2 separate regions of the Homo sapiens genome follow, and region 1 is linked to region 2. The links are chromatin contacts, found by Hi-C in ENCODE. All regions are on one chromosome and are shown on one strand. Each heading gives the region's core, a stretch centred on a gene start or an enhancer-like site at or near the end of the contact. The rest is flanking DNA. Distances are from core to core; before and after follow the strand shown.

Region 1 (2,788 bases), core at 8-2,507, 4.2 Mb after region 2:
AACACGGTGAAACTCCGTCTCTACTTACAAAAAAAAAAAAAAAATGGGAGGCTGACGCAGGAGAATTGCTTGAATCCGGGAGGCAGAGGTTGCAGTGAGCCGAGATCGCGCCACTGCACTCCAGCCTGGGTGACAGAGCGAGACTCCGTCTCAAAAAAAAAAAAAAAATTAGCCAGGAGTGGTGGCGTGCTCCTGTAATCCCAGCTACTCGGGAGGCCGAGGATGCAGTGAGCCGAGGTTGCAGTGAGCCGAGATCGCGCCATTGCACTCCAGCCTGGGGGAGAGTGAGGCTCCGTCTAAAAAAGAAAAAAAAAGAGAGAGAGAGACGTCACTTGTCCAGGATATCTTATCCAGTCAGTAGCACCACAAGGGTTAGAACCCTGGCCAGACATCCACCCAATTTCACGGGTGAACAGTTAACAGCCTCTGAGAGTCTTGTCCTCTCTGGGCCTCCGTAACACCCTCTCCAAACTAAGGGTCTCTCAGCAGATGGCCGGGTTTAGAGCTGTACGAAGACACACAGCTAATGAAAAATTGTGGAATTCTCAGAGCCCGTGAAGCCTAGCCCACGGATGCGAGGTTTGGACCACTGAGGGAACGCGCATGCGTGCTAGGCAGGGCAGTCCGAAGGCTTGGGGGTGTATCATAGGGTCTCATCGGAGGTTTGTTGGCCGTAAGACCCCTGGAATTGGAACTCTAAAAACACAGAAAGGATATGAGCTCAGGAGACTTGAACGAAAGAGTTGTCTTAGGAAGAGGGGTCAGAAGACAAGGGTGCTGGGCAAAAGGCTAGTTCTTCGAATCAGAATACGGTGGCCAGAAAGGTTCCTCTGACGAAAGAGGGGCGTGGTTCGAAGCCGTACAGTGGCCGGTAAAGCTCAAGAAACATGGAACGAAAAGGACGCGAAGAATCGGCAGGGAGAAGCGGACAGGATGTCCCGAAAGGCTCATATAACCGAAAAGGCGGGTTAATGTGAAGGGACGGAAGGGACAGAACTTGCGGGAGGCACATGCTGGCCGAGAAAGTCCTGGAGTTCGGAGCATACAGTGTTTTTATTAGGTGGAAACAAACGGGCTGGGAGAAAGACGAGTACGGTGGCCAGGTTGGTCCTTCCATAGCCGGAAGTGGCCTTCCTGAGAGGCGTGGCTGCGGCACTCTTGCCGGATAGGGTGGCCCGGCGGGGCTAGGAAAGCGTGAAATCTCGCGCGATTGCGCTGCGAAGTCGGGGACGGGGCGGGGCTGGCGGCGGGGGCGGGGACCCGGAGCGGGAAGATGGCGGCGGCGCAGGAGGCGGACGGGGCCCGCAGCGCCGTGGTGGCGGCCGGGGGAGGCAGCTCCGGTCAGGTACGGAGGCCGAGAGGGGACTGAGGGGGTTCTTCCCCAGCCGGGGGGCCTCCCACGGGGCGTGTCCTACCTCTTGTCACGGAATCCCGTGCACTGGGGGCTCCTTGGCCAGAGGGACCTTGAATACCCGGCCCAGGCAGGGCCGGACCGCCCGGGAGGCCGGACGGTGCCGGGAACAGGGCCCTGTTGCGGGTCGGTTCCCCTGCACGCTCGAGCCGGGCGGCCACCAGGCTCATTGCTCGATCCGGGGAGACAGTGGCTCGGAGGGGCGCAGGCTTGTACCTTGGCGCGCTGGGTTCTCAACTCCGCGATTCCATGCTCTGAGGCCGTTCCTAGAGTGGTCTGGCGTTCAGGTCTCGTTGTAGTGTTTGAGGTGTGCGCAGTGATTAATTGGGAGTTTTCTAGCTGTGGGGAAGTCAGTATTAGCAGGGCACGGCCGACAGACCCATTTTACAGACGGGAATTCAAGGAACAGTGAGACTAAGGCGCTTCTAGAAGGTCATCCTGGTTAGGTTTGTAACTTTATGTAGAAGTTACAAGACACTGCTGACACAGGGACTGGTATGGTTGTGGTTTTAATGTAAAATAGTTCTATGGGTTAATTAGTCCTGGTGCGGATGACTTCTGCCCCACTGCTGTCTTAACACACTGCAGAGCATACCATTTCAGGCAGCTACCGTTCAGGCATTTGGGGAATAGATGGAGAGACATGAAGGTGCTGTCGACCCACCCACTGGGATGTCACTGACATGTGGGAGGCAGCTCAGGGGAAAGGAGTGCGGGTTGAGAGGGGAGAATGAAGCTGACTCTCTGTGTGACCTTGGGCAAGTTCCTTTCCCTCTTTAGGCCTTTATCTCTCCCGTGTTAAATGCAGAGGTTGGACAGGAGGGCCAGCCATATCCCTGCTGTCAGGGGACGAAGAGAGGAGACTGACATGTAAACAGTTGTAATCCTGAATGATTAGGTTGGTGACAAAAGTCTGTGTCAGGGACTGGGGGAGCCCAGAGAAAGAGCAAGTGGTATCACTTGGGTAGGACACATGGATGAAATTTGTGTGATAGAGCCCACTGTATCTGCTCTGAATCTTTTCAGCATTCTCAGCCAGGGCCTGGCTTCAGGGACAGCTTAGGAAATGTTTGTTGAGTTAGTGCTGGAATGAAGGCTCAGTTCCTGTCTTCAAGGGTTTCCCAGTCTTGCTGAAAGGAGGTCGTTTCCCCTCTGGGTTTCTGTTGATTATTGGGTTGATGGTGGCTTGAGAGACCAGGGCCCAGGTTGTTCTCATTGCCCTGAGCTTCCAGATGGCACTCTGATCTTCTCTTGTACCAACTCTGCTTAAAAACAATCAAGAGTTACCCCTTTGCCTTTAGGACAAAGTACAAATTCTTTAATAAATCACAGTCTTGCACGATCCGACACTTTTCTTCAGACTAGACTAGGATTTCT
Region 2 (2,700 bases), core at 47-2,546:
GCTTGCCAACTGTTTCCCGCTCACGCCTTCAACTCTCTCGTGTACATACCCTCCCCCCCACTTGCACACTGAGTCTCTGTTCCCTCACACACCCTGTTCTCTCCGCTCCCCGCCCACCTGCGGAATGGTGCGACTGGGAGCCCTCTGCTTCCTGTAGGCCTGACATTTCCCAGAACACACTCAGCCAAGATTCCCAGTGCTGAGTCAGGAACCTTGGCATCCCAGAAAACCACCTCCCATCCTATCTTTCTTTCTCTGTGTGTGTGTGTGTGTGTGTGTGTGCGCGCGCGCGTTGGAAAGCCTGCTCTCCCCACAACAGGCTGACTCACCCACTTCTCACAGTCTGGAATAGAGGCATCTGGTTGGGGCATCTTTCCCACCACTGGGAGAGGGAGGGATGCCGATGCTTCCCCCACAGAACCCCGCTGCCCCAACCCCTCTTGTCGGGAATCAGGCCTCTTTGTCTCTATTCCCGTACTGTGTGACCTCAGAAAAGCCCTCATCCCTCTCTGGACTTCTCCTTCCCAACCTGTATGAGGTACTAGGTGGGCTCCTGCCTTCGATTTCTCTCATTGGTCTGTGAAAAGGTGACTCATTTTAGAGCCTTGGACCTGTGCCCAATGTCTCCCCCAGTTGACTCAATTTCAAGACAAACCACCTCCTCTCCCCCTTCAGAGGTGAACGGCTGACTCAGGAGCTGGGTGGCAGCTCAGCCTTGGGGGCAAAATATATCAAAATCACCTAGGACAATAAATAATCCTACTGGGCTACAACTGACAGTGCCAGGCCCGGGGCCACATGCTTCACATACATGAGATCATGTCAGATAGCCCCGTAGCTGCAAGCAAAGGGTAGAGGCCGGCAGATCTCTGAGCCTCTGTTCTCACGTGTAAAATGGAGCCCTGGCATCCCTATTGTTCAGCCTTGGAGAATGAACTGAAATCGTGTCAGGGTCTGATACAGAACAAGTACTCTATACATGACAGAGATTTCTTACGGAAAATCCAATGGAGCGTAAGTCATTTGCTCAGGGTAGCGGAGCTGGGAACTGGCAGAGGAAGGTCTCGAACCCACACCCGTGGGAACTCCAAGTCTTTGAAAGTCCGTCCCGCCCCTGCGTGAAGAATGGGCGCGCGGCTGGACTCGTCACCGGGGGTTTTAGGGAAGGTTGAACTTGTCATTCAACCGTGTAGGGAGGGTGGTTTAGTCACAGGGGTGGAGGGAGGGGGCCCACTGGCGCGCCACCAGGACCCCGGTGCCCTAGATGCATACCTGGCCGCGCTTCGGATGCTCAGAGGCAAACCCCCTCCCCTTGGGAGGCGGAGTCGGACAAGGCTCCGTCTCGTTCCGTTCCGTCACGTCCGGTGGGGCGGGGCTTCGGGGCTTTCCCCTTTGAGGGGAGTATCGGTTAACCCTTGCGCGGCGGGGCGGGCTGGAGCTCCGCGGGCCGGAACCCGGGAGTCGGGGCTCCCCAGCCACACCCCTCGCGGGATTTAAAGGGATAGGAGGGGCCGGGTCGGCCGAAGCCCGAACCGAAGGAGCGGGCATGAGGCGCTGCCCGTGCCGTGGGAGCCTGAACGAGGCGGAGGCCGGGGCGCTGCCCGCGGCGGCCCGCATGGGACTGGAGGCGCCGCGAGGAGGGCGGCGGCGGCAGCCGGGACAGCAGCGACCTGGGCCCGGCGCAGGGGCCCCGGCGGGGCGGCCGGAGGGGGGCGGGCCCTGGGCCCGGACAGAGGGGTCCAGCCTCCACAGCGAGCCTGAGAGGGCCGGCCTCGGGCCTGCGCCGGGGACAGAGAGTCCGCAGGCAGAATTCTGGACAGACGGACAGACTGAGCCCGCGGCAGCTGGCCTTGGAGTAGAGACCGAGAGGCCCAAGCAAAAGACGGAGCCAGACAGGTCCAGCCTCCGGACGCATCTAGAATGGAGCTGGTCAGAGCTGGAGACGACTTGTCTTTGGACGGAGACCGGGACAGATGGCCTTTGGACTGATCCGCACAGGTCCGACCTCCAGTTTCAGCCCGAGGAGGCCAGCCCCTGGACACAGCCAGGGGTTCATGGGCCCTGGACAGAGCTGGAAACGCATGGGTCACAGACTCAGCCAGAGAGGGTCAAGTCCTGGGCTGATAACCTCTGGACCCACCAGAACAGTTCCAGCCTCCAGACTCACCCAGAAGGAGCCTGTCCCTCAAAAGAGCCAAGTGCTGATGGCTCCTGGAAAGAATTGTATACTGATGGCTCCAGGACACAACAGGATATTGAAGGTCCCTGGACAGAGCCATATACTGATGGCTCCCAGAAAAAACAGGATACTGAAGCAGCCAGGAAACAGCCTGGCACTGGTGGTTTCCAAATACAACAGGATACTGATGGCTCCTGGACACAACCTAGCACTGACGGTTCCCAGACAGCACCTGGGACAGACTGCCTCTTGGGAGAGCCTGAGGATGGCCCATTAGAGGAACCAGAGCCTGGAGAATTGCTGACTCACCTGTACTCTCACCTGAAGTGTAGCCCCCTGTGCCCTGTGCCCCGCCTCATCATTACCCCTGAGACCCCTGAGCCTGAGGCCCAGCCAGTGGGACCCCCCTCCCGGGTTGAGGGGGGCAGCGGCGGCTTCTCCTCTGCCTCTTCTTTCGACGAGTCTGAGGATGACGTGGTGGCCGGGGGCGGAGGTGCCAGCGATCCCGAGGACAGGTCTGG

The links. A loop is a pair of places that touch in the nucleus more often than their neighbours do. Pooled maps may share reads with other maps.
Region 1: a pooled map of psoas muscle shows a loop between it and region 2 (5-fold over the local background). The contact joins the promoter of CLPTM1 here to the promoter of COQ8B in region 2. A Hi-C loop is called at or near these places in 2 of 50 pooled maps.

Annotation. Positions count from the first base shown.
Region 1 is chr19:44,954,123-44,956,910 of GRCh38, forward strand. It overlaps CLPTM1 (CLPTM1 regulator of GABA type A receptor forward trafficking), which reads left to right and starts at 1,258. Exons shown (of 14, transcript NM_001294.4): 1 at 1,258-1,345. The coding sequence starts at 1,274. RefSeq lists a silencer at 1,181-1,510.
Region 2 is chr19:40,715,590-40,718,289 of GRCh38, forward strand. It overlaps COQ8B (coenzyme Q8B), which reads right to left and starts at 1,297. Exons shown (of 15, transcript NM_024876.4): 1 at 998-1,297. ITPKC (inositol-trisphosphate 3-kinase C) reads left to right here and starts at 1,523. Exons shown (of 7, transcript NM_025194.3): 1 at 1,523-2,700. The coding sequence starts at 1,547. RefSeq lists silencers at 44-93, 1,414-1,773 and an enhancer at 764-843.